Linked DNA regions of Homo sapiens: all the other regions are linked to region 1. Evidence: chromatin loops called from intact Hi-C (ENCODE). Cell type or tissue: mammary epithelial cell. All regions are shown on one strand. Region 1 holds the start of SYNDIG1 (synapse differentiation inducing 1). Region 2 has its middle 140 kb from the start of LINC02967. Region 3 has its middle 39 kb from the start of LINC01721. Region 4 overlaps SYNDIG1 (synapse differentiation inducing 1). Region 5 has its middle 100 kb from the start of LINC01721.

Evidence for each region. Hi-C counts contacts between places; a loop is a spot of excess contacts. Peaks named below come from ENCODE experiments on the same cell type or tissue, not always from the same donor. Only the 100,000 strongest peaks of a DNase experiment are listed, where the experiment ranks them.
Region 2: it touches region 1 in a loop (9-fold over the local background); 10 of 110 quality-filtered maps call a loop at or near these places.
Region 3: a loop joins it to region 1, with 4 times the contacts of the local background. A loop is called at or near these places in 4 of 110 quality-filtered maps.
Region 4: it touches region 1 in a loop (4-fold over the local background); 4 of 110 quality-filtered maps call a loop at or near these places.
Region 5: a loop joins it to region 1, with 4 times the contacts of the local background. A loop is called at or near these places in 6 of 110 quality-filtered maps.

Annotation. Positions count from the first base shown.
Region 1 is chr20:24,467,886-24,472,885 of GRCh38, forward strand. SYNDIG1 (synapse differentiation inducing 1) reads left to right here and starts at 1,744. Exons shown (of 4, transcript NM_024893.3): 1 at 1,744-1,868. In mammary epithelial cell, no CTCF peak of the experiment used is centred here; DNase peaks (open chromatin) are centred at 2,226, 2,456 and 3,066; H3K4me3 peaks cover 2,455 bases; H3K27me3 peaks cover 127 bases.
Region 2 is chr20:24,778,559-24,783,558 of GRCh38, forward strand. No RefSeq gene overlaps it. Among named protein-coding and RNA genes, the nearest start is that of LINC02967, 140 kb to the right of the region's middle. In mammary epithelial cell, a CTCF peak has its summit at 3,009 (motif pointing left); no DNase peak of the experiment used is centred here.
Region 3 is chr20:24,157,944-24,162,943 of GRCh38, forward strand. No RefSeq gene overlaps it. Among named protein-coding and RNA genes, the nearest start is that of LINC01721, 39 kb to the right of the region's middle. In mammary epithelial cell, a CTCF peak has its summit at 2,820 (motif pointing right); no DNase peak of the experiment used is centred here.
Region 4 is chr20:24,608,265-24,613,264 of GRCh38, forward strand. The region is part of intron 3 of SYNDIG1 (synapse differentiation inducing 1); the gene reads left to right. Among named protein-coding and RNA genes, the nearest start is that of SYNDIG1, 140 kb to the left of the region's middle. RefSeq lists an enhancer at 2,003-2,902. In mammary epithelial cell, no CTCF peak of the experiment used is centred here; a DNase peak (open chromatin) is centred at 2,277.
Region 5 is chr20:24,301,157-24,306,156 of GRCh38, forward strand. No RefSeq gene overlaps it. Among named protein-coding and RNA genes, the nearest start is that of LINC01721, 100 kb to the left of the region's middle. In mammary epithelial cell, a CTCF peak has its summit at 2,447; no DNase peak of the experiment used is centred here.

The DNA of each region.
Region 1 (5,000 bases):
TGGAATGCAGTGGCGCGATTAAATTCAAACAGCACCCAGGAGACAAAGGCGAGTCCTGGCTGCAGCCCAGGCAGGTGTTCTCTCGTCAAAACAAAATCTGCCTCAAAAGTCAATCCAGAGGCTGGGCAAGTGAAAGAGCAGTGACTTAGAGGCAGGGAACCCGAGCTTCAGGCTACTCCTGCACATTGGGTGGCTACACAATCTCAATTACCCTTTTTAAACTTCAATTTCTTCATTTGATAAATGGGATCAATGACTCTCCACCTCAAATGGGTCTAATAGTATCTGCTCAACCTAATGGCTTAGATGGGAAACTGCTTTATTCAGGAAAGGACTCCGGAAAGGTAAGCTGCTTTATTAAAGTGTGGTGGCATGTTCTTCCAAGTTGAGAAGTTCTGCTAGATGGGAGAAATGAACAGTGCCCGTTTCTGAGTGTTCCAGACCACAGCCTTGCAGCTCTGGGGACCTAAAGGAAGAAACATCAGGTGTGTCTCGCGGGGCTGCAGACATGAAGACGGGGATGGAATTCAGGTGATAGTACTGGTTCCACTCATCCGCGCCTCCTTCAAATGCCTCCTTCTGGCACTCTGCATTTCAGCATTCTCTTTGGGCTGCGGAGGCTCCCTAGAAGCCACGTCCCCTGAAAGGAATATAGGAAGGACCTCTTGTTCCTGGCACCACCTTTAACTCCTGCCCCTGCCCACCAGGACACCTGGGCAAGACGCAGCGCAATGGTGGGTTACCAGGCAGGAGGGAGGGCTCTAGGAAGGTTGGGAGCCATGGAACTCTGGAGCTTAACCTTCTCTGACCACCAGTGTACCAGCCTGCGGGTGGCAGGACTGGGGCCTCTGCCTAGTGTTGAAACGGGGGCGCACAGATGCTTTTCTAAATAACTTTTGACCCCCTTTCTGGTAAATCTTTTTTTCAGAGTTGATTCTCTATGAAATCTACACTGCAAACACCACCTCCTCCGCTCCTAGAACGCAGACTGTCTTACCACCGCCCTAGTTTCCTTCCAATTCCAACTGGGGCGGGCCCGCCATGGGCCAACAACAGGCTGGCTCAGGGCTGAGGGGGTCTCTGGAGTCTGAACTCCGCGCCCGCTTGCTCCTCCAGGGCTTAGCTGGTCAGGACTTGAACATTCGCCGGATCCATAAATTGGGTCATTTTTAACCTCAAAACCGAACCGCAGCCTGGGGAGGCCTTTAGGACCGAGGGGAGCCATCCCTTCCTCTAGTCGGGCAGCAAATTCCTGTCCTCCTAGTCCCCCGCAGCTATCCCCCGCCCCCAGCCTCTGTGGCCCTCACATTGTCAGACACTGGCCGCGGGCCACCATCTGGACGCGATCCCCCGCTAGGGCCTCCCTGGTCTGGGCCAAAGTTGGTGGCCACCTTCGCGCGGGCTGCGCCCTCCTTCTCTTCCCTGCCCTCCTCCCCCGGGGCCCGCGCCCGCTGCCTCCAGCACGCGCGTCGGCAGGCTCGGCAAGCGAAGAGGAGCGGCTCGCCCCAGGGCGCCCCTCGCCCAGCCTGCCGGCCAGGCGAGCGCGACGAGAGTCTCCCCGCACCCCTTCCTCTCCCGGGGGCCGAGAGGGTTGGGCTCCGCCCCGGCGCCGCAGCTCCCGACTCCCCGCCGCTCGGGCTGCCGCCGCTGCCCCGCGCCCGGCGCTCGGGGCAGCCGGGGGCGCAGGCGGAGAGCGCAGGGCGGGGAGAGGCGTGGGGAGCAGAGCGGCGCTGAGGGGAGGGCAGAGGAGGAGAGAGCCTGGCAGCGGAGGAGCAGAGGCGGGCGCCGCACCGCCCCGCACGCTCGCTCGCTCGGGAGAGTCGCGGGCGGCCGCTTGGGCGCACTTGCCGGGTCACCTTGTCCCGGAGGTAAGTCCAGACCTCCCGGCCGCGGGGGCGGGCGGAGGGGCCCGCAGTGGGCGGGGTCGCGGCAGGGGCCGCGAGCTGGCGGCGGGAGCTGGAGGCTGCCCTGCGCTGGCGGGTGTCCTAGTCCTGGCTCCGCCTCGGAGCGCGCAGACCCGGCGGCGGCGTGGCGCCCGCGGTAAGTCCGGGTGGTCGCCGCGACGAGACTTGGGAGACACGGGGTCGCAGGGCGGGAGGGGGAGCTGAGCCGGCAGAGAAAATGCCCAGGAAGGGGTCGATGCTGGCCTGGGCTGCACCTTGGTGCCTTGCCACCCCGGGAGACGCGAAGGGGCTGCTGTGCGAATTCGATGGGAGCTGGTGAGACCGAGAACTGAGAGCGTAGCGGAGCCAGGCTGCCCAGCAGGGCCATGAGGGCGCGCGGCGGGCCAAGGCTCTGCGGGTTCGGGCTGCCCCTCGGAGTGACCCGAAGGAGACCAGCCAGGGCTGGTGAGCCGGGCGGCCACGGAGCTGGGGACCTAGGTCTGTTTGGGAGTAGGAAGGGAAACAGACTAATTCTCCGAGCGGAGCGGCAGGCAAGGTGCAAGCGCGCTTGGGATGGGGAATCCCGACGGGCGACCGTGGCGGAAGCAGAGACTCCTGGAGCCTCTTTCCTCTAGCCAGGACAAGACCTGCCTTCAAAAGCTGTCTGGCCCCTGGCAGCCGCGACAGCCTGCAGCCCTGGGAGCCACAGCCCTGGCGCCGAGATGGGAGCGAGCACATACGCTTTTTTGGTTCCAATTTGAATCTCGCTTTTTCCTAGTCGTGATTTCTGCCTCTTCATGTGCACTCTCTGGGCAGTGAGGAGGAAGGAATGGCTCACTGGATGAGTTGGGCACTTTTCTTAGGGAAGGGGCTTTGTCCCTATGCGCTTTTTGCAAGACCCTACTAGAGTGGCTCTGGCAGCCGAGCTTTGAGGAGGCGGCCAGAGGGGCCGCTTGGCGTTTCTGAAAGACGAGAGGAAGGGGTCTTCTGGTAGTCCTGTTTTCCTTTGGGGGTTTCGTTGCACGCAGAGGCTTGGGCGCTTGGCACCCAGACTTCAGGTGCGCACAGTCCTCCTGCGACGTCAGATGCGCTGGCGCCGCGGCGCTCCTGGCTCGGACCGATGCCTGCGCCTTCCCTGGCCACGTCCTGGTGTTTAGTGCAGCAGACACCGGCCGAAGGCTTGGCTGATTGGGGGTGTCGAGGGGAGGGGGGCTGGGCGTTACACAGTGGCTCCGTTTTCTGGTTGGAATCAGTTGGTGAGGCGTGCGCGCGCGAGTCCGTGTATCTGTCCGTCTCCCTCCTACAGCCCAGCGTGTTTGGTCTGAGTCCAAAGAAGGAGGTGGTGTGTGTGCTGCGTAGACCTGCGCCTGTGGGGTGAGCAGCCTCATAGCCCCCAGAGCCGGCCAACTTCTCCGTGCTAGGCTGCGACCTCAAGGGCTGCCGCGTCGGGGATCGGAAGTGGTCTTCAAAGAGGGGTCTAGGTCGCGAAATCCTGGCAGCAGCCGAAGTGAAAAGGAGCTGCTAGGAGGCGGGCGGGGGGCAGTCTGATGTCCGTTCTGGCGCGGACAGGAAGAAACTGAAGTCGAATTTTTAGTTGAATTGCGTGCTCTGTGTTTGGCGGTGGTGTGGCCCGTTCTTTTGGAGGTCCACACCACAGGTATGAGGCCTGTGGGCCCTGAGGAAGCGCGATCCCCTTAATTCCTCCCTCCCCTCTCTCTCCACCGCCCGCCCCTTTGCAAGGAGCAAGCCTGACAGTAGCTGATCGGCGCCCTCTCTCACCCTGTCCCCATTTCCTGCCTGAAAACGGAATCCTCATAATCAAGAGGGCCTTGTTAAAAAAAAAAAAAAAAAGGAAAGAAAAGATGGAGAAACCTATTTTTAAACTTTTTTATTATGGAAAATTTCAGTTGTACACAGTGACAGACAGAGAATAGCACTGAAGCTTTGTGTACCCCCCACCCAGTCACCACCTGCAGTTACCTTTGGTAGAGTTTTGGAGGCCACAGAGTTTTGGAAGCCTTGTTTGATGAAGTATTTCAAAACTCATTCCAAAATGCTAAGTATTGGATAGTAGGTTAATTAGCTCCATTCAGTCATGACACATTGTATACGCATATCACAGCATCATTTTGTACCCCATAAACATACACAATTATAATTTGTTAATATCTGATAAAATAAACCAATTCAGTAAAAATACAAAATCACTTTGATGTAAACTTCAAAAAAATAAAAAAACCATTCCAAACTCACTTCACCTCTAAACACATCCCTCTGTATCTCCAGCTGATGACATTTCATTTTATGTTCACCTATCAGAAATGTCAGTTTTTAATAACCCCATTAGAGTATAGGTGATATTAAAATAAAAATGAAGGCCCCCTCCATTCCCATTTTAGGGTAGAAAAGGAAAACCTGCCAACTTTACTTGAGGCGTACAGGGGTGAGATATTGAAGAAGGAAAGACAAGTCCGGATCCTGGGAAGACAGATATGTTAGCAATAGGAACAGACTCATTCTAATTCATGAAGGGCGTGAACACGATTCTGGTTGAGCCATGATAGGCAAGAGAATTTTTTTTGATAAAAACTTTAAAACTCAGTTCAAAAATTATAAGCAATTAATTTCTTCCACATTTAGCATTGAGATAAATTAAAAGTGCTCTACCAGACTTGAGTTATTTTTCTCATTAATTTTAAATCGTATTTTCTAGGGAGTTATTACTATTATCAGAGAATAGAAAGTTGTTTTCTTATGTAAGATTTCTATCTGAGGCACTAGTCGGTGCTATTCTGAGGTTCATGGAGAGTACTGAACATTTCATTGTCTAATTAGAAAATGTTTGGTCATCCTCCAGGTCACACCTGCTCTGCCCTCTGAAAAGGCTCTGTGCTTGCTGAGATGTGATATTCACTGTGACTTCTACTGTCTGGAGAGGCATGGCACGCAGGGAGGCACTGGAGGCAGTGGGAGGGGAGGCCCTCCCTCCACCAGCCCCCTCCCATTCTGCACACCTCTGTGCTTTCCTGTATATAAAAGCAGTTCCTAAAAATTGTCAGTGATGTTCTTAGAGGAGTCAGTCAGACTTTTGAATACCTTTATAAAGTGCACTATTTA
Region 2 (5,000 bases), 310 kb after region 1:
AAAGTCGCCTTCCTTCTAGGGGCTCAGCATGCTGGGTGCCTCATCACTGCTTCCCACACACTGCCAGGCCAGGGCAGGGCACCAGCGCTGGGCACAGGAAGCCTGCCAGGTGGAGACAGCATCTGCATCAGCCTTCCTATTGGGCCGGTGAGGCTTGAAGCCAGGTTTTCCTCTCCATGCGTCCACCTTTCAGAAAGGCTCCGAGGCTCCCAGATTGTCCTCCAGGGTCAGGGTAGGAGGGCCTGCTGACAGCAGGTGCATGAGGACGCCCAGATGAAGACGGCAGTGCTGCCCTGACCACAGTGGCTGCCGCCTGCCGGCTTCTCGGAATCAGCAGAGCACCTCGGGACTGGCGCCAGCCAGAAACACCTGTGCACCGGAACCATGGGAAGGAAAAGCGGGACTAGACTGCCAATGACAGAGCTGGACCGGGGCCAGAAGTCCAAGCTCAGCTCCAGAAGGCAGGATCTAACCACCCCTTCACGCCACACCCAAGAACCTTTCCTCGGGTCCACAGCACCTCCTGCTTCCAGTGTCCTACCCAGACAGACCTTCATCTGATTATTTATCTAGGTGCAGAATTAATTACAGGCCCTAACCGTGCATCTAGTTACCATTTTCTCAGTTGGGAACACAACTGTTACTCTGGTCTTGGCTGGGATGCAGCTGTTTCCTCTGAACACAGCGCTTGGTGCCCAGAGCTCTGCTCGCTGTGCCTCCTGCACCTCATAAGGGCCTCAAGCTCCAGGGCCACCTCTCCTGGCATTTCCTCTGTGGAAATATAACCATCCTAAGTACTGCGGCCCCAGAGATTCCTTGTTCTTTGGCCCTTCCCTCTCCTGTGCTTGGATGAGAGCCCAGTGAGGGGTGGATGTCTGGGCCCAGCAAGACACCGAGGTGCAAACAATGACAGAAAGCCAGAAGGGCTGGGCCAGCCAAGCCTGCTTTCCAGCATGAGACCCACAGCTTCCGTTCCACACCTTTGCAGGAGAAAAAGCAACAACTCTATCTTATTAAATAGATGCACAAGTATGAGCTGCATGCGATTCCCAATCAAGCAAAGTGCAGGATGGAAGAGGGTCTGGATTTTCCTGGAGGGAATGAGGCATGTCCGCCTTGCAGGCACCAGAAAGAAACCATAGATGGGAAAGTGGGGTCTGCAGAGCCAGAACAAATCAGAAGGAACAGGATGGTCCCATGGAGTCACAGAGTGGCTGAATTTGGCAGTCCACATACAAGGCCATCCTGGGATCTGAATGGACCGCAGAGATAGGCACGAGGCACCAGGTCACCCCATGGGGAGGACCTCTGTTCCTCCCCTTCCTCAGAATCTTCCTTGGAGTCCTGAATGACACCCCCTGGGAGGACTGGAGAGCTAGCTTCAGGGTTTACTTTGGGTTTTTGGAGTTCCAAACCCATGTGTGATTTGAGCTGCCACCAATGCTGCAGCGAAGGCCGAGGAAGGAAGCACCTGGGCCCCCATCTGAGCTGGACCCCATGGCATGACCACTAGCAGCCTTCAGTGTGGCTGTGTGTCATGAGGCATCAGGGCGTCTGAGCAGAAGGGAGAACAGGTGAGCATGGAGAGCCCCATGTCCCCAGGGAAACCTGTCCGGTCTTCATACTCTGCAGGGCTTCTGAGGCCCCTCTCCAAGACCACCCCCCTCCAGGGCTTCCTGGCCCTGACACAGCTGCCACCTGGCCTTCTGCACATCATGGTCATGTGCTGGCTTCTCTGCCCCAGAAGTTCAAGCTTGCTCCAGCTCCCAATTCTTTCTGGCAAGGCTTTTACCTGCCATATGTAATTTGACGTAGTGTTTTACTGGCTTTGTCTTCTTAAAGGGCATTTTCAATTATTCTGGTCTCCTGCCAAACCCTAAATTCATCTCCTACTTTTATTAGACCTGTTTATGCATCAGAATGAGTTTTTCCAGCTCCTGGCACCCCTCAGCTATGTCTACTGTGTCTCCCTGAGCCAGTCTTGAACCTGGCTCCTGTCAGAGGCCCTACGAGACTGAAGCAGCTCTAGAAATCCTGGCTGTGCATCCATGCAGCCTGCAGCATAAGCCCAGCCTTTGCCCTAATCGGGTGCTTAGGCCCAAGCTTGTCCTTCCCAGAATGTGCATTGCTGAAATCGCACATCACCTAAGGCAGGACAACTTAATCAGTCAACAAGAACCCACCCCATCTCCTCCCAGGCAAGGCAGGTGGGCCCCACCCGTGCTGGGGGAAGAACTTCTGTTTCCTTAGCCCTGGGCTAACCACTGCAGCAGGTGTTTTCCGCTGGTGAGGATGACAACCGCCAGGGCTGGCCAGGAAGAGGGGCCACAGGCAGAGGCAGAAGGGGATGTGTGGCTCTCCCCGGGACTGGCTCCCAGCTCACTCCCAAAGCAGCACTGCCCCCAGAGGGCAAGAAACGAGACCCTGCATCCCCACAATGGGGGTTTCCAAGTCCACCTGTCCATCCCTCCAAGGTCTCTCCAAGGTCAAGCTTCAACCATCCCACAACTCTGCTTACTTATTTAGGAGTGGACTCCATCAGTAGCTGTGTAACCCAGCAAGCGCTCCCTGAGTAGTCAGCGTGTGGATGCACTGGTGAGTTACCTGATTCTCTCTCCCTGCCTTCAGTCCTCCTCCCTCACCTCACCCCTTGGCTTGCAGCCTCACTGTACACTGGAAGCCCTTCAGATAAACCAGTGAATGAATGAATGAATGGATGAGTGAGGTATAGGAAAGAAGACTCCATGGGACTCGTGTGGAGGGAGCTGACTTGGAGCCGCTTCACAGCCTCCTTCTCCCACAAAGTCCCGCAAGGGAGTGAGTGGAAAGAAAGCTCTGAGAACATCCCTGGCTCCTGAGCCTGGGCAGCAGCAGAGCTCTCTGCCTTGCTTTGCCAAACTCTGACACTGGGTGCCCAAAACTAACTACAGATAATTTCCACTATAATAAACTAAATGGTTCGAGGAGGTTGTACAGACAAGCTGTTGTTAAAGGGACTCCGGGTGCCCTCTACTGGGTAGCAGTGGATGAGCCCTGTGGGGAGGGCGGCTAAGAGGGCAGGGCTGGGGGCTGTGCAGAGTCCAGGTCCAGCAAGGGCAAGCGGGATTGGAGGCCCCCAGACCGCTCTGGTGCTGGCCTGGCTCTGAGACAGCTGCCCTGGCTGACTTGCCCACCAGCTGTTTCCATAGAAATAAATAGAAAGCAGGTTGACATGGTTGTGTTGTCCTTTTCAAAGCACTATTCCCATTTCTTGTGATTTTGCCTCAAACTAAGACTGTGAGCTAAAGAGCATCCACCCTCATTACACAGGTGAGGAAAGAGACTTGAGGCTTTGAGCGACTATGTCCAAATGAAAGTCCTAATTACTCGCAAATGTGGAGGAAAATGGGTTCTGATGTCCTGGATCGTGGCTACATCCTCTCTCAACAAAAGGGTAAGAGTGAATTGAAATGCATCGGCTGTCTCCATCTAATAGGGAGACAGCTCCCGATGTCCCCACCCCACTCTCAGCCTTTCCTTTCCTCACCCCTCCCACATCCCAGCACACCTTCTTCCTCCATCTTTAAAAAAAAAAATCATTAACATGGCTTCTGAGCCACACCAGACTGTACAGCAAAATGGTCATTCTTCCAAAAGCCAGGTGTCCTGCCAAACCAATGAGCAGGAGGCCAAGAGAATCTTCAAGAAAAAGACAAATTCACCATTAAACAATGCCTGAAATATAAAATTAATAAAAGAGAAAAGAAAGCGGAAAGGAGCAGGCATTTCTGTGCAGCACTGCCAACGTCGGCAGCACGGTGCATGTCTTTCTACCAAGCCCTAGTCTGGTCCCTTTCCCAGGCTGCCGTCTCTCCTCCTGCAGCCTCTATAAACGCTGCGTGTGACTTTGGGCAGCCTCTAACAGAGTCTGCCTCATCCTGTTGCCAGGGTCCATCAGTCCCCCTCTTTTGGTCCCTCGGAGCAACCTGATCAAAGGCTCGCTGCTGGCTCAGACACATGAGCATCTTTTTTTTTGGTCCGCGTTTGTTTATTTTCCCAGAAATGTTTTGCTCTGCTTCAGATCAGGAGGCTGGGCCACTCATGTTCCATTGCTTGGCAAAGTCAAAGGGAAAAACTCTATCTCCCCTTGGCTTTAATGGATTGAAATGAAGTTCACCTACAATCGCAGCTCTATTTTAGTGTCCTGAAAGGACTCCCCTCCCCTGCCTCTCAGCCCATCTCACGCTTGATTCTGGGCTAGCCTTTCTAGGAGAGGCCAGGGTTCCTGGAGAAGAGGCTGGCCTGGGCTGTAACAGGGCATGGGGCAGTGTCCCCTCAGTGGCCACAGGGCCTCCCCAAGGACCAGGGACAGTCCTGGAGACAGTAACTGGACCACATCACCCCCTGGTGGGTGCTCCAGCCCTGACGCTTGACTCACACCAGGTGGGGCCTCCCTAGGCTGCGGAGGTCAGGATGAGACCAGGGCCAGGCTGTGAGCTCAGCAGGGCTCCCTCCTAATGCAGCCGAGACACTCTTTTTCCTCTACCCAGAACATCCTGCTCCCTCTTAAAGGCCACAGCAATCACATGATCCTACGTGGTTTGGAGTGCACTTAGGGAGCCCTCCCTCCTTCCCCCTGCCCAGGTGGAGAGCTCCTTCCTCTTCTGGCCCACCGCTCAGGCCTCCCGCCCCTGGTGTACTACAGTTGCTGGTTCTTGCATCTGTCTCGACTACTGAGGTCTAAGCCATGGGCACGAAGACCCGCATTTTACTCGCTGCTGCCCATGCTGTCTCCTGGCACTGAGTGGTTTCTCTAAAACTGTCTAGTGAATTACTCCAAATTCTACCACTTCTGACTAATGATGGGTGACGCTTAAGACAGAGAAAATCTTAAGAGCCCAAAGAATGGATTATGGTTAATGAAATCTCTGGTGCCAAGAGAAACAGAGTAAAATGCACTTAAGGCATATAGCCAACTCCAGCCCCAGCAGCTGACTTCCCGCCATCCACACAGGCCACCT
Region 3 (5,000 bases), 310 kb before region 1:
TCTCTCTTTAGGTCCAGAAGTATTTGTTTTATGAATCTGGGTGCTCCAGTGCGGGGTGTGTGTGTGTGTGTGTGTGTGTGTGTGTGTGTATATATATATATATATATTTAGTTATATATATTTTGTTATATAGTTATAATCTCTTGCTGAAATGACCTTGTCTTTTTTTTTTTTTTTACCATTTTCGACTTAAAACCTGTTTCATCTGATACAAGTATAGCTACTCCAGCAGAAGAAACTTTAATTCATATGACAAAAGCATGGATAAATGGATAAATGAATCAGGACCACTGATGCCATTGTTTCATTATATTACTGAATCTTCTAGGATCCTTCTGCTCTGGTCCCATATCAACCTTGATATCCTCATTTATATGTTTCCCTGGATTCCAGCCATCCACCTAAACCCCAAGTTACTGATTATTGGTCTGTTCCTGAGACTCAGGACTGTTTCTCCTGATCTGGCACTATAGACAAGCATTTCTGGTGAGCTCAGTCTGACAACTCCCCACCCAGAGAGCTGGCATCTTCCCAGGAGCTTCCACCGCTGAAGCAAGGCTTCTCCAGCCTCTCGGTGATAGGGAATGATTGATGGCAGCTATTCTGGGACAGAAATCAAAATGCAACAGGCAGAGAAGGGATTGATGCCACCTGCTCTCACTTATTGAATAGTAATTGCCCATCTTTTAGATGGGTTAACTTCATGTGCTTTTCATATCTGTGATGTTTCTATGGAGCTTTTTAATCTACCTTGGAGGTTGCAAAAGGAGATTCTATTTCAGAAAGCAAAGTGAGGAGTTCAGGCCATCTGTCAGCGCAGGCTTCAGCAAGTAGTGTATTTGCGTGCTGACTTTGCTTCACATCCACCTCCATTTGCCTCTGCCATTTTGTCCTAGGATCATGGTTAATGCTGAAAGAAGCGTGACTCCCATCAGTCATCAGCTCTTCTCAGATAAAGCAAGGTGAAGTCAACTAGAGAATGAGCTCCACAACACCAGTAGAATTTAAATAAAATCAAAGCGAACAGTATTTTGTATGGTTACTTTGCATTTTCATTAGTATTAATAACCAGTCTTCCTTTAGCAAGATAGAATTATCTCTCAGGCCCTTCTTCCCATCTTTGCCCTTTGGTTATTTTGCATTTAATACATTTCAGAAATTATTGCCAGATATTCTCACATTTTGTTTACAGTGCTGTGCCTTGAAAAACAGATTCTGTTTTTCCACCATATATATACAGTGAGATGTGTGGTAGAGAGGACACATGTGGGTGTTTAAGGAAGCCCCTCCAGTATGTCTCCAATGGTCAGTGGGCCTGGTGCACTCTTTCAAAAGCAAGTACTGAGACCTCTTTTTGGATCAGACTGATTCATGCAGTTTTTAAGGGGATGCCTCAAGGTGGAACTGACTCAGTGGTGCTTTGTTCTCCAAAAACAGAAGGAAAGCAATTAAAGCTCCAGAGCTTTCCATGGCACTGGGTTGATGCTGGCCTGCAGCAGACCCCTTTGTCCAGCTCCTTCCCTTTCTTTTCCTGCTTCTCTTGCTCCCGTGAGAGCCTTCCCTCAGCAAACCATTGCCCAAGGGCACCCATCTAGGGCTCTGCTGCTAGAAAAATTGTCCCAAGGCAGTTAGTTGTTATCTTCTTTGCTGATCAGAAAATAGGCAATCAGTTTAGGTAAATGGCTTTTCCACAGTCATACAAGTAGACAGTAGTAGAATAGGTCCTCTGCTTATCATACAAGTAGACAGTGGTAAAATAGGTCCTCTGCTTATCCGTCAAGTTCTGCTTTCAATCCTCTGCCATGCCCGTCACAATCCATTACATGGGCTGCTCCCTGTAAGGCAGCCAGTGGCTCTGGGCTTAATCCAAGGGAGCTGGGTTCTGAGCAGGCCAGACCCCAATACATGCAGGGTCCAGACCAAGAGCACAAATGGAAACCCACATGCATGAGTCCAAATATTTTAAAAGTATAAATAAAGCAAACAAATTACTAAATAAAATATATTCTACCTTCTCGCCTGCTTAAATATACCTTTACAAAAATCTGAAAAGCCAGGTTTAATTTAGAATTCTCAGACTCCTTGGAGTTCCACAGCAAAAGGGATGGAGTGGGGCAAGCTGGCTCAGCTCCCCACCATTTCCCACACTGGCTCTGGTCCTGTCCTACAATGTGAAGGACTTGTGTACACATACTGACATTCTAAATGTTCACACCTGCCAATGGCAGCCATACCTTGGTCACACCTTCGCATCAGAATGCACACAAAAGTGGATATGGCCACTGAGCAGAGAATTCTAGGGTTCTGGGTACCTGAAATGTATGTACAGACTCCAGGTGGGCAGTTCCCTTGGGATCACGGATTTCATGACTTGTAGTCTGGGACAGTCATAGCTGGAGGGTCCTCTAGATCATGGATCCCAGGACAGGGCTTCCTTTGCCCCCAGCCAAGGTTATACTGCTCCTCTAGCTACATCATTGTGGCCAAGTCACCCTCCTTGGTGGTCAGTTTCCACATCTGTAAGCGAGGGCATCGGATTATACAAGCTCAAGGTCCTTTCTTGCCATGAAGGAATGTGATTCTGTTGCCTTGTCCGGACATGAGACTGGCCATTTAAGAAGAGCAATCATTCCCTAAACAAACTTGTATAAACAAAAGCAATGGGGGAATGTCTTATAGTCAGTAAGTAGATGACTTAGAGGAGAGCCACCAAGCCGTGAACTTCCTGTGGAATCAGCCCAGCATCTTGGGGTGAGCACTGCTTCTTGTTTCCAAGGCATGTGTTTCATGTTCAGCAGTTGCTGCCCAACTGCTGTCCTGCAGAGGGAGCATGCGAGCATTTGGCTCCCTCCATGTATCCTTGGATGGGATCAGAGCTGGTGATGTGGTTTGAAAGAGGAATGCTCATTTCAAAACAGAACTAAAACGCAGTATTCTGATAGCTTCACTTTAATATTAAAGGCATGCCCATCAATATTTCATGTTAATACACTAATTAATATTTAAACCTGTTAGGTTAATCCTTGAGTAACATTTTTATTTTCACAAAAGTTTCCCCAAAGTTGATGTATTTGCTTTATTAAAGTCAATCATACATGTCAGCAAAAACCTTGCCAGTGTTACCGGGAAATTATGTGGGCAGGACCGTTAACCAGGGAAGATAATGTGGTGAGACTCTGAGCACTGGGACTGTTCTTGAAGTCCAGGAGCATGAATGTACAAGAGAGGAATGGAAAGAATCAAGTGTGGCATGCAAGAGCCACTGATCTGTGGCTGATGTGGTCACCTCTAGCCACTTATCAAGTAAATGGCCTGCAGGTGGCCTGAGGAATACAGATGCCTGTACTCTAAATTAAGTGGATGATAACATTGCTTTGCCCTCTGTACAAAGTCCCAGCTGTGTCATGGATGAAGGGGCTGCATGAGGGATGGCTTTATTGAACAGAAGACAGTGGAAAGGCATTTGGAATAATACAGTTCAGTGGTATTCAAGCCCTCCTCAAAAAATTTGCCTCTAGGGCAGGGTCAAGGAACAGGGAGTATAGGCTGTTTGCGATGGAGGAGAGGGCATTAGAGTAGCCAATATGTCTGCAAGAAATGCCACTCCATTTGCATCAGTTTTAAATATTGGACCTTCTGGCAGGATATATTGTTCTGAAGAAAGAGCTTCCACTGCTTGAAATGAAAGGTTGAAGTTCTCTGGCTTTTTTTTTTTTTTTCAACTTTCTAAAAAGGCAATTGAATCTTATAGAAGGGAAATAAAATTGCTGGTTACGTAGCAAGTAGTAGGTTAGAATGTCTGATCATGAGTGGAAAGGACTGAGCCTAATGAGAGAGTTTGTGCATTCCTATGTGTTTATGAGTGTGTGTGTACAAAAGACTCACCTGGTGATCTTGTCCAGCATTGGGTTTTTCCTTCTGCAAGACTGTTTGTTTCTTGGCCTCTGCACAGAGATGCAGTGAAAATTGGAGGATATGATGGGCAACCGCATTAACAGTGCATTTTCATTACCATTTGTATTTAGGTGTTTTCAGAGACTCTGCAACCTGGACAGAGCTTAAGGAGGCCTCTGGGTCCAACCTACTTCTGAGCCACGGAAGACAAGTGTGAGCAGTCTTATCCTTAATCACCCTCCAGGGCTGAGGGGACGCAGCTAAGGCCAGTGCTCACTGGACTCCTTTAGATACAGGTACAGCTCGTTTTACTGGGCTTCACTTTCTTGAGCTTCACTGACATTGCCTTTTTTGTTTGTTTTTTACAAATTGAAGGCTTGTGGCAGCGCCACATCAACCAAGTACAAGTATATCCAAGTATATCCACACCATTTACCAGCAGCAGGTGCTCACTTCATATCTCTCTATCATATTTTGGTAATTATCATAATACTTCAAACTGTTTCATCATTCTTATACCTATTACTGTAATCTGTGATCATTAATATTTGACGTTACTTTTATCATTGTTGTTGGGAACCACAAACCACACCCATGTGAGACGGCAAACTCACATCGTTAATGTTGGGAGTGTTCTTACTGCTTCACTGACTGGCCTTTTCCCCGTCTCTCTCCCTCTCCTCGGGGCTACGAATTCCCTGAGACCCAGTGACGTTAAAATCAGGCCAATGAACCACCCAACAATGGTCTCTAAGTGTTCAAGTAAAAAGAAGAGTTGTACATCTCTCATTTTAAATCAAAAACTAGAAATGGTTATACTTAGTAAGGAAGGCAGGTTGAAAGCTGGGATCGGCCAAAAGCTAGGCCTCTTGCAAGAAATTAGCCACACTGTAAATGCAAAGGAAAATTCTAGGAGGAAACTGAAAGTGCTACTCCAGGGAACACAAAAATGATAAGAAAGAAAAACAGTCAAATTGCTGATATGGACAAAGTTTTAGTAGCCTGGATAGAAAATCAAACCAGCCACAACATTCCCCTAAGCCAGAGCTTAATCCTGAGCAAGACCCTAATTCTCTTCAATTTTATGAAGGCTGAGAGAGGTAAGG
Region 4 (5,000 bases), 140 kb after region 1:
GCCTCCCGGGTTCTAGCGATTCTCCTGCCTCAGCCTCCCAAGTAGCTGGGACTACAGGCACCTGCCATCATGCCCAGCTAATTTTAGTACTTTTAGTAGAGACAGGGTTTCATCATGTTGGCCAGGCTGTTCTCAAACTCCTGACCTCAGGTGATCTGCCCACCTCAGCCTCCCAAAGTGCTGGGATTACAAGCGTGAGTCACCGCGCCCCACCAATAAAATCTTAACAGTGACAATCCATCACCCGCCAACTGACCTGCTTCAAGTGACAGCACCGCAAGGCCCCCGTGTCCAGACCTCTGTACATAGGAACATGAAACCTGTGTACTTAACAAGATGCTTGGGAGGAATACACAGGATATTATGTACGCTGATCTCACGGATGAGACAATAATTAAAAGGTGACTGAAACTACCTTTCCTGTTGGTAAGCAAAAGCTTTCAGCCACAAATAAGGCAACAAGTACCTCTCAGACCGCCCGATGGCCGTCAGTAAGGATGGGGCTGAGAAGTAGTGTAGATGGAGAGAATCATGTGAATGATATTGATAATATAAGCTCAGTTCTCTTGACCAACCCTTGCATTCTAGAATTAAAGCTAAGATTAGATGATGTTCAGAAAAACAGCATACAGTACTGCTTTGTGTGGAGGACAGTAATTTTGTGTGTCTGGACTCACATGTATGTTGGTGCAAGCCAAACCTACAGATTTAAATGAGGGGTGACAAATGAGTCATGGGTTGATCAGCACATTATAGATTCTCATGGGAATCCAGGGCTATTTTACGTACGTCTCAGTGTCATGGGTGTTTTAAAGGTGCTCATCACATTACCATCTGCACTTCTGCTGTAGAAAAATGTCATAGCAAGAGGACAGGAGCCATGCTTCACTACTCTGGAGGTGGCAGTTCTCGGCAATGTCCCCCTTTTCTTGCCTCTTTGCTTAGCTTAGCATTTTCTGGTGCTTAGGGAGTTATAAGAATCCCAGACAGAGAGCATAGCAAATGCCAAATTTAGAGCTGAAAAAATTACCTTGAGGTTGTGCTTTGACGTGGAAGGCGGATGTGGGATGCTCTTTGCTTTTCTTTTTCTGTCCTTCCTTTTAGACGGGGCACTCTTTATTTTTAACCTGTCTAGACTGTGTATAAAGTAGTAAAGGGTCACTGAAGCACAGTTGCAGCATTCACTTGTATCAGTCCATATGTACGTCCCTGGAAGCTTTGCATTGTGGCAGCACTCAAGCACACACAGGAGCAGAGGATGATGAGTCCCTGGACTCAGCTGGGAGCTGGAAGGGATGGATGCCTCAGTGAATTCGGAAATAAATGATGATGCAACAGGACTGCAGATTGCTCAGGGGATTTGGAAATAGCAAAACAGACGGGCAGAGAGAGGTGCCTTTGAGAGCTGGCCCTGCACTAGAGTATAGGAAACTGGAAGGATGAGTTTATAACCAAAGTCACTAGCACAACTGTGATTCTCCAGAAGCTCCATGGTTTGGGGCCACCTTAACATTCATATCTCAGCTCACTGTGCAAGGCCCAACCTCCATCTGGACAGTATCACCCCTCAAGAGCCCACTCCACCCAACCTGAGCTTGTGTTTTCCAGACATGCCTGCACCCCAAGGCTTCCCCATTACCCCCATTCTGCCATTATCCTCCTTGCCACTTCCCTATGTTCCCAGGCCCATCCCACGTGCAACACTGCTCACCACCACCACATGGGGCCTCTGGTCATCCCTTTTTGGTCAAAAGGAAAAGTACAGGAGCTTCCAGGCCATCCTGGAAAGGTTTTCAGGCATAGAAAACACGAAGAGCAGGTGGGCAATACTTTGTGGTGCTGCCAGGAATCCTAAATACAGGTGAAAACATGGAAATTGCAATTCTCACCCAGCTAATTTTAGACTGACACTGGTGGGTGGAGAGACGGGGTATCTTGAGGCTCTCCAAGCTCAGTTTTAAAATGATTCTCTGCATTCCTGTGATAATTTTGAATAATTTGGGCCTGGTCTTTATAGGCATATAAAATGCTTTGCATTCCTTTGGGAATGTCATACTGAGTGTGAAAACCAAAAGGGATATTGTAAGTGGTCATTCTTCATTCCAGAGCCACCTGTGTCCACGCAACGATTCCGGATCACCCGCCGTGGGCACTCGGAAGCATGTTTATGCATGTAGCTCTGCACACGGGGGGGCGAGTGCTAATCAGCCAGAATGAATGTACTATCCCCATCTCTGATTCCACAGCAGGGTTCCTGAGTCACACACACCACACACAAAAGAAGCTCAGATTTATGCATTGCCTGATTGTTCTGGTCCTTAAGCTGAGTTTTAGGTAATTGGAAAGGTATCTTGCAAGTAACACTCTCAGCAGGACACAATTTATTATGCATGAAAGTTGAATCGTGAGAAAGGGAGTTGCCCCAAGTTGGCTGATGAGCTGATGAGTCTGGAGGGAGGCAGAGCCCTTCACGAAGCCATCTGACCTTCTCCCTGCCTGGACCAGGCACTGTGTATTTGCCCAGATGCATGTAAGTGTTCTTTGCTTGGTGCTGCCCAGGAAGACGGAGATGGATCCACAGGAGGAAGCCAGGCCACTCTCGGCACCTTTGCCTTGTCAAGAAGGGCTGGGTCTTCTTTGAGGACTTTGCCCTGCTGCAATGACAGGAAATGAGTTGAACTGGCATCTTATTTCCTTAGTCAGAGGGGCATCTTCTGTCTTCGGCCAGCTCCCAGGCACAATTCCTGGCAGATTCTCTCAAATCTGCTCCCCTAGCTGAACCACGCGATGCTCAGGATATTGCCTCTGAGTGTTCGCCTTATTTCTGCTGCTGGAACTACTGTTTGCCCACATCCAGGCTCCAAACCACGGCCCACGGCTCCCTCCCCTAGCCCCACCACATTCTCCAGGTTGTGAATCCCAAACATTCTCTCTCTATGAAGGCTCCTGGCCTCTCCATTCCTCTTTGCTGTCCCTTTGCTCTACTCTGGTTCTCATGACCTGCCTCTTTTTGGAACCGTTAGACTATTCTTCCAGCTCACGACCTTGTTTTCATACCTCCCTTTTCTCTTGTGTCAGCCAAAGTCCCCAAGTTAATGCTCCTAAGGCAGTAAGCTGGTACCTGTCCCCAGCGAAGACTTCAGCGGTTCCTGATTCTCTGCAGAGCTCACTCAGAGCACCTTTGCTGGAGGCTGGTGGCCCTTGCAACTCAGCTTAGGGCTCTACTTCCAGCACCCCCTCCCACCCATAGCTGGACCATCCTCCCCACGGGGTCTCGGGAGGGTCACACCCTCCCCCTCCCACTCTCTCCTGTCTTCTGTACTCTGGTATGCCCTTGCCACCCCCACCTTTCATGGCCTCTCCTCCCATGCCACCCCTCCAGGAGCCCCTCCTCAGCCTCTGCCTGGAGGCCTTCTACCCACAAGCTTCCACTTCTTCCACAGGAAATGGGCCAGGAGCCTCTCCCAGGCCCTTCCTTATGCAGCATGGCTCTGCTGTTCAGTTTTAGCCCATGGTGCTGATCTCCTTTGAGCATTCTAAGCTCAAGAATCATAGGGAATCTGGCCAGAGCCCTCTTGTTGTTACTGTCAGATGTGATCCCTGAGAATGGGATAATCCTGTAATTCAGGTGTTCTAAAATAAAATACAGGGAACACCAAACCCTGCACTGCTTCCTGTAATTGCATGTCTTAATGAGAGTGTTCCTGACATATCCAGTTCCATTGCATAGCTGTGCTGACAGGGACACAGCCACTTAATGGCAAGAGCAAGAAAAATATTGTCCCAGAGAATATCACATAGTTTATGTATCAAGTTCTCTAAGGTTCTGCGTGATTAGAGGCAAACAATTCAACCTGCCACCATTGTGTGCTGTTCATGAGAAAGGCTGATTCTTTCTACAAATTCTTCATTAATTCTCATCACCACTTAGGAGCACGGACGCCTCCCAAGACTTTTCTTTTCTCCAAATAATTCCTCTTTTTTATTTAGATAGGAACAGTGTGACCCTAGCTGAAGGGGCTGGGAAGATGTCTTTAATTTTTGGACAGGGCTTAACCCTTTGGTACCAGGACAGACATCAGGTGCCCCCGAGTCCTGAGTCTACTTGGGAATATTGTGATGGTCCCTGTTGACATAAACATCCTTGTGCCTTTGTCTTAAAGCAGGAGAAGAAAGCAGTCTGCACTATTATTCATGACGTGGCATCCCAAGCCGTAAGACTAAAGAATGGCTTTGGCAACAGGACTTAAAACTGATCTTGGCACAACCTTTCATTAACCTGCAAAAGATTAATTTTATTTCCCAGTAACTTAACAGAATTCAAAAGCTAGGAGAAAAGGCTTAAAGGAAAGTCAACCTTAGATATGTTTCTAAATATATCTTAACTCAGAAATATTCCCCCTCAGTCCTAGCATAGAATTATAATAGCTCTTCATCTTCAAAAAGTGTGCATGAAGGGTTCCAGCTCTTAGTGGTCCATAAACAAATGGTTGCAGGAGTCAAGAACTCAGGGTCGGAGAGGCTCCTGGATCTAGAAACATCACTGCCAGTCACTCAGGGGCAGGGACAAACCCCAGAGAGGGTCTACCTTAGCAACAGGACACATCCTGTGTGCCCATCTCAACCACAGGCCATCACATGCTGAGCGCTTCCATGTGCCAGGCACCATGTTGAGTGCTTCATGAGTTCCATCACATGTGTGCCTCCACAACACTGATGAGATGGGAAGGAATGCTTTATGGATGAGGAGACTGCGTCTCTGGGAGATGGCACCGTGGGATGGGGTGAAGGCAGGGTGTCAGAGCAGATCCTCCCAATGCTTGGCTAAACTGCCCACCTGTAAGGCAACCTAGAAGATACCAGACCTCCCTGTTGCTCAGATAAAGGGTCTGGGTGCTTGGGGTTGGAAGTTTGGAAAGCATCCTGGTGACGGCCATTCCCAGCTATGTGACCCTGGCCAACTTACTCCCTGTCCCAGGGCCTCTGAGATAAGACAGGAT
Region 5 (5,000 bases), 170 kb before region 1:
TCAAAAAAGATAATTATAGTTTTAGGCAGTTGAATCTTAAATTCATTTGGAGTTGAATTGATTTGGAGCTAAGTTATAATTAAGGCCTCTGTCACTTTTTCTCCAATAATGATAATATTGAGCAATACAGTGAATACACCTGAGTACAATGTCTAGGTCTACTTGTAACTAGCTCTGTAAATCTCCACAGGGTGTTTGTCTTTTTATTACTAGCCACCAATATATTGAATTGGAATATCACTATGTTTTCTAGGAATCTATGAAAAGTGATTCCATTATGTTTCAGTGATTTTATGATTTGAAGAAGATCCTTCTCAAATGTTGTGTCATTCATTCGTGATACACACCAAGGCCCCGTGGCCTGGTGCCATGTCTACTTATTTTCTGATGTTTGGCCTATGGGGTACAACATGCTTTACTTCATGCTGAGCTGTCTGGTGTTTGCTCAGTTCACAAAGTCTTGATAAGCCTGTGATAGACATGTTGCAAATATGATTCAGGCTGACCCATTGCAAATGAGGCATCCTCGGGTCCTGGTGTCTGATGTTAGTACACCTGCACATCCTGATGCCCCCACAGTGCCCGCCAGACGATCTGCCTGACCTGCATGTGTTCAGGAGAGCTGGGCTCCCGCTGCTCAACAGAGAGGGCATTGAGCTGGGAAGAAGAAGCAACTAATTCTGCCGTTTAAGTTCGTGGTTTTCTTTCAATCATTTCATGGCTCTGGGCCTCAGTTTCTCAATTGGAAAATGGCAACATTTGTCAATATAAATGTCACCTGTGTTTAAAGATGGATTATTTACTTTCACTGGATGAATGAGGGTTTGTGGTGGTGAGGTGGCTAAGGCAGTTGTTTAGGCTAGGAATGCCCAGTTGTCAATTCGAAGTTGATTACTTTTCTGAAATAGAAACTCTTTGATTGCTCCTATTCTCACTGGGACATTGAGTGTAAGTGTGTGCATGTTAGAAATCAGTTTTGGTTGGTTTTGTCCTTTTCTCTTTGTTTTTGTGGCAAACCCGGAAGGCACTGAGCATCAATTCTGGCTAGATGGTAGGGAACAAAAAAGTGTGTTGTGAGTGGGAGCCTCAAAACAGAAATAATGACTGTGCTCCTCATCCCAAAATCCCGAAACACTTGAAGAGGGCTTTGAAGTTCTTCAGAGAATGAAATAGGACCCCAAGGCTTTTCAAGAAGAGTCAGAGGGCACCAAGGCCACAGCTCCATGCCTGTTTCCACGCAGGAGAGGCCAGTCATCATTTCATTTAGAAGTGCTATATCACCAGAGACTAAGAAAACTTCCAGATAACCACAGAACCTCCAAAATATAGTTTTAAATAAATGAATATGTATCCTTAACAGAGTTTCCTTCTTCTGCATATAGAGTGAATAATTTAATAAAGTTGCTGACAGTGTGTGTAACCTCAGCCCTAGCTCCCAGGAGTGGCACTTCCATCCTTTTCCCATGCTGGCAGTGCAGTGAACTGAGCTGAATGGGGGAGATCATTAACAGGAAACTGGTAGCAGTTCAGGTGGTGAAGAGTCCCTTGGGCAAGGGGAGAAGAGATTGATGAAGAAGCTCCATGTCCAAACAAAATCATAAGAGAAGCCAGCCCAGTGTCAACAGGGCTGGAGAAGAGGGGTGCCCCCACGAGGGGTGTCCCCAGGCGGTAGGATAAAGTAGGAAAGCAAGGAGGGCAAGGAATGGCTTTGCATGAGAATGACACCTGGCAACTAGAGAGGCTGTTCTGACAATGACATCTGAACATAAGGAAAGGTGTTGCTGCATCCACTGCAGACCCTACTCCTCCCCAGCAGGAGGGGAAGCGGGGAGTTAATGGTACCTCTACCCATCACGGCATAAAATTACTCATGAACCCTCCTTTAGTAAAGGCAGCCATTTTAAAAATATATATAGATGCATAATAGACATGTTTATAAGGTCCATGTGATATTTTGATACAAGCATACAATGTGTAATGATCAAATCTGGGTAATTGGAAAATCCATCACCTCAAGCACCAAGCACTTCATATGAAACACACCTTTTAATACTCTTCAGAGCCACAGGAAGGTGGCATTCTTATCCCCATTTTAAAGACAAAAAATATTGAGGCTTCAAAGAGACGTAACTTGGCCAAGCGCTGAGCAGCAGTGGAATCTGAACCCGTGTCTTTCTAAGCAGAGCTCATGCTCTAATTCACGTGCCTTCCTGCCTTCTCCAGATCATTGAGGCAAAAGTTACCTGCTGGCCATCAGCTCACCGCTGCAGGCAGTGGGCGCAGAGTGGGCACTCCATGTGGCGTGGGGGCTCCACCTTTAGAGCAGGCAGTCACCTGCTACGTGGCTGCGTGCCTTTGAAGACGCTACTTAACTTTCAGGAGCATTGGCTACTTCTGTCCAAGGAGGATGACACTAAGACATCCAGCCTCACGGTGTCACTGTGGGGATTTGCAGAGATAATTACATGAAGGAAAGTGTGCTGTCTGCACAAAGCAAAAGCTCCATAAATGTCAATGTTATTATTTGCAGTATTATTGACAGTGTTGTTAATATTACATTTGCAAATCATCACTAGGGCTGGGCATGAGCTGAGGTGAGGGCTGATTTTGTGTCTGTGTGCTGAGATCTATAGACTCACTATATTAAATATGCTTTACTACTGCTTGGAGGGAAGAGTTGGTTTTCACAGAGGATGAGATTCCTTTCTCTAGATACTCAAGAAGAGGAGTGTGTGGCCAGGAGTGAGTGGAACCTGTCTCCATGTTCTGCAAATGCACTGTGCTTCGGAGCGGGTGTCTTCCTGTCCTCACCAAGGGAGTGGTGAATTCTGCCTCCTTCCTCCGGTCCGTAAGGGGTCGTGCCTTCAGCGAACTTCATGTCATCTAAATTCCTTTGACCTTTAATAAGGTCGGAGCATCCTCTATGACCTTCTTCTTCCTGAGTGTCTAGTTGCTCAACTTGTTAGGACAAGAACTGAATTTCTCCCAGAAATTTGGTATAGAGTGAACACTACATCTATGGAAGAGAAGTAAAAGGAGGAAGAGGACAAGAAGAATTCTGAGTGCGGCTGGGAGAGATGCCGGGTACCAGCTGCATAGGCATAGTGCTTTGAATTATCTTTTTCATTCCATGCTAAAATTCAATTTCCGTGATTTTACAATAAAGGAGCTTGGCTGCATGAACAACCAGCTTTACATATCAATATAGGGTCATAAATTTAGGGACCAAAATTGAGGTGAAGAGACAGACAGAGAGAAAGAGAGAGAGAGAGAAACAGTTGATCCTGACAGCACCCTGCAGCTCACCATCTTCATGATTGATGTCTCCATGGAAGTGAGCGTAGGAACCCAGTGAGGCAATGAGTGGGCTGGATTTCTGGAGCCTTTGTTGACTTAGGATGAATGTGCTTGTCAGATGCATTGCCAGCATGGGGTCAGTACCTGGGACTCAGGCCACCATGCAGGACAAAAGGCAAATCATGCCAGGAGCCCACACTCAACCAGAGCCCATCCTACCCTGGAAAGGATCTGGAGAATGTTGCCGTTCTCAGCCATAGGACCAACAACACCTACATGAACATCATGTTCAAATCTATCTAGGACCTGCCTGGTTCCAGGTAAGACATGCAAATCTGAGATTAGGGTTAATTAATGTTTTTAAAATGATTTTACCCTATATTTTCAATGAGCATTGTGAATTGTTAATGATCCTGGTCTTTATTTGAAGAAAGCCAAAGCCTAAATTTAATTTTGATTTGGAAAACTTGACTCTTGAACCCCTACTTCCAGTAGCTTCTCATCACTGGTGGAATAAAGTCCAATACCACACCATGCCTGGAATATGCTTTGTGAGCCCGACTCTGGCTACTTGGCCAACTCCACTCCTTCCCTCCCTCTCCTCTCTGCTAGTGTGTTCTGGCTGTGTGGAGAGACTGGGGATTCTGTCTTCCAGCCTTGCCTTAAATACAAATATTTCATCTCACTTCAGGGGGTTTGCAGTGGTTATCCCCTCTGCTTTGGGAGGCTTCTTGGAGAGCCTCAGCTGTGTATACTTCACTTAGGTATCTCCTCAGACATTCTTTGCAGATGGGCCCCTCGACCACTCCACCAAAATCCCACCATGTAGCCCTTGCCTCAGTTCTCCCTGGCTCTAGATTTTATTATCTGGTGGTATTGCCTGTCTCCTTGTTTGGCCCTTGTGTTGCATGAGCTGGACCCAATAAGGTCCAGATACCAAATACATTAACTGAGCTCTCCATTAGCCCCCAATCCCATCAAGGCCCTCGGTTTCAGGCTTTCTTCTGCTCCCAGTCTGGCCCTGACAGTGAATGCCCGGAGTAGAGAGGCTGGCATTGTCAGCTTCTCTGATTTCTTAGCTCCACCTCCTGTGCTAGCAGATATTCACAGCTTCAGGGTTGAAGGAGGAGGAGGAAGGAAAACCCCAATGTGACTGGTAGAGCGGTTGGCTTCCTCCCTCAAGGACGGCATTGCGGATCCCTCTGAGGCCTTCACACGGGGACCTACAACTAGATTTCCAATCATATCAGCTGTGCCTCATACAAGCCACTTATCTTTCCCTCCCTTCCTTCCTTCCTTATTCCTCTTCCTCCTCCTTCTCCTCCTTCCTTCCTTCCCTTCTTCCTTCCTTTCTTTTTTCTTTCTTGTATTATATCATTTTGTCATCTTCTGCATTCCATCCTGGGATTCCCCCAAACTTCTAAAGAATATTGTTTTGCTATTGTTGTTGTTTTAATTTGCATATATTAAGTTTCACTCTTTGTGCTATAATGATCAATGGATTTTGACAAATACATATATCATGTATCCACCATGATACCATCATACAGAATAGTTCCAGCACCCTAAAATTCCCCTGTGCTTCACCTGTTTAACCCTCTCTTCCTCCCTCTGAATCCATGGAAATCACTGATCTTTCCACTGTCTCTATAGTTTTGCCTTTCCAAAAAGTCATATACTTAGAATCATAGAGTGTATACTCT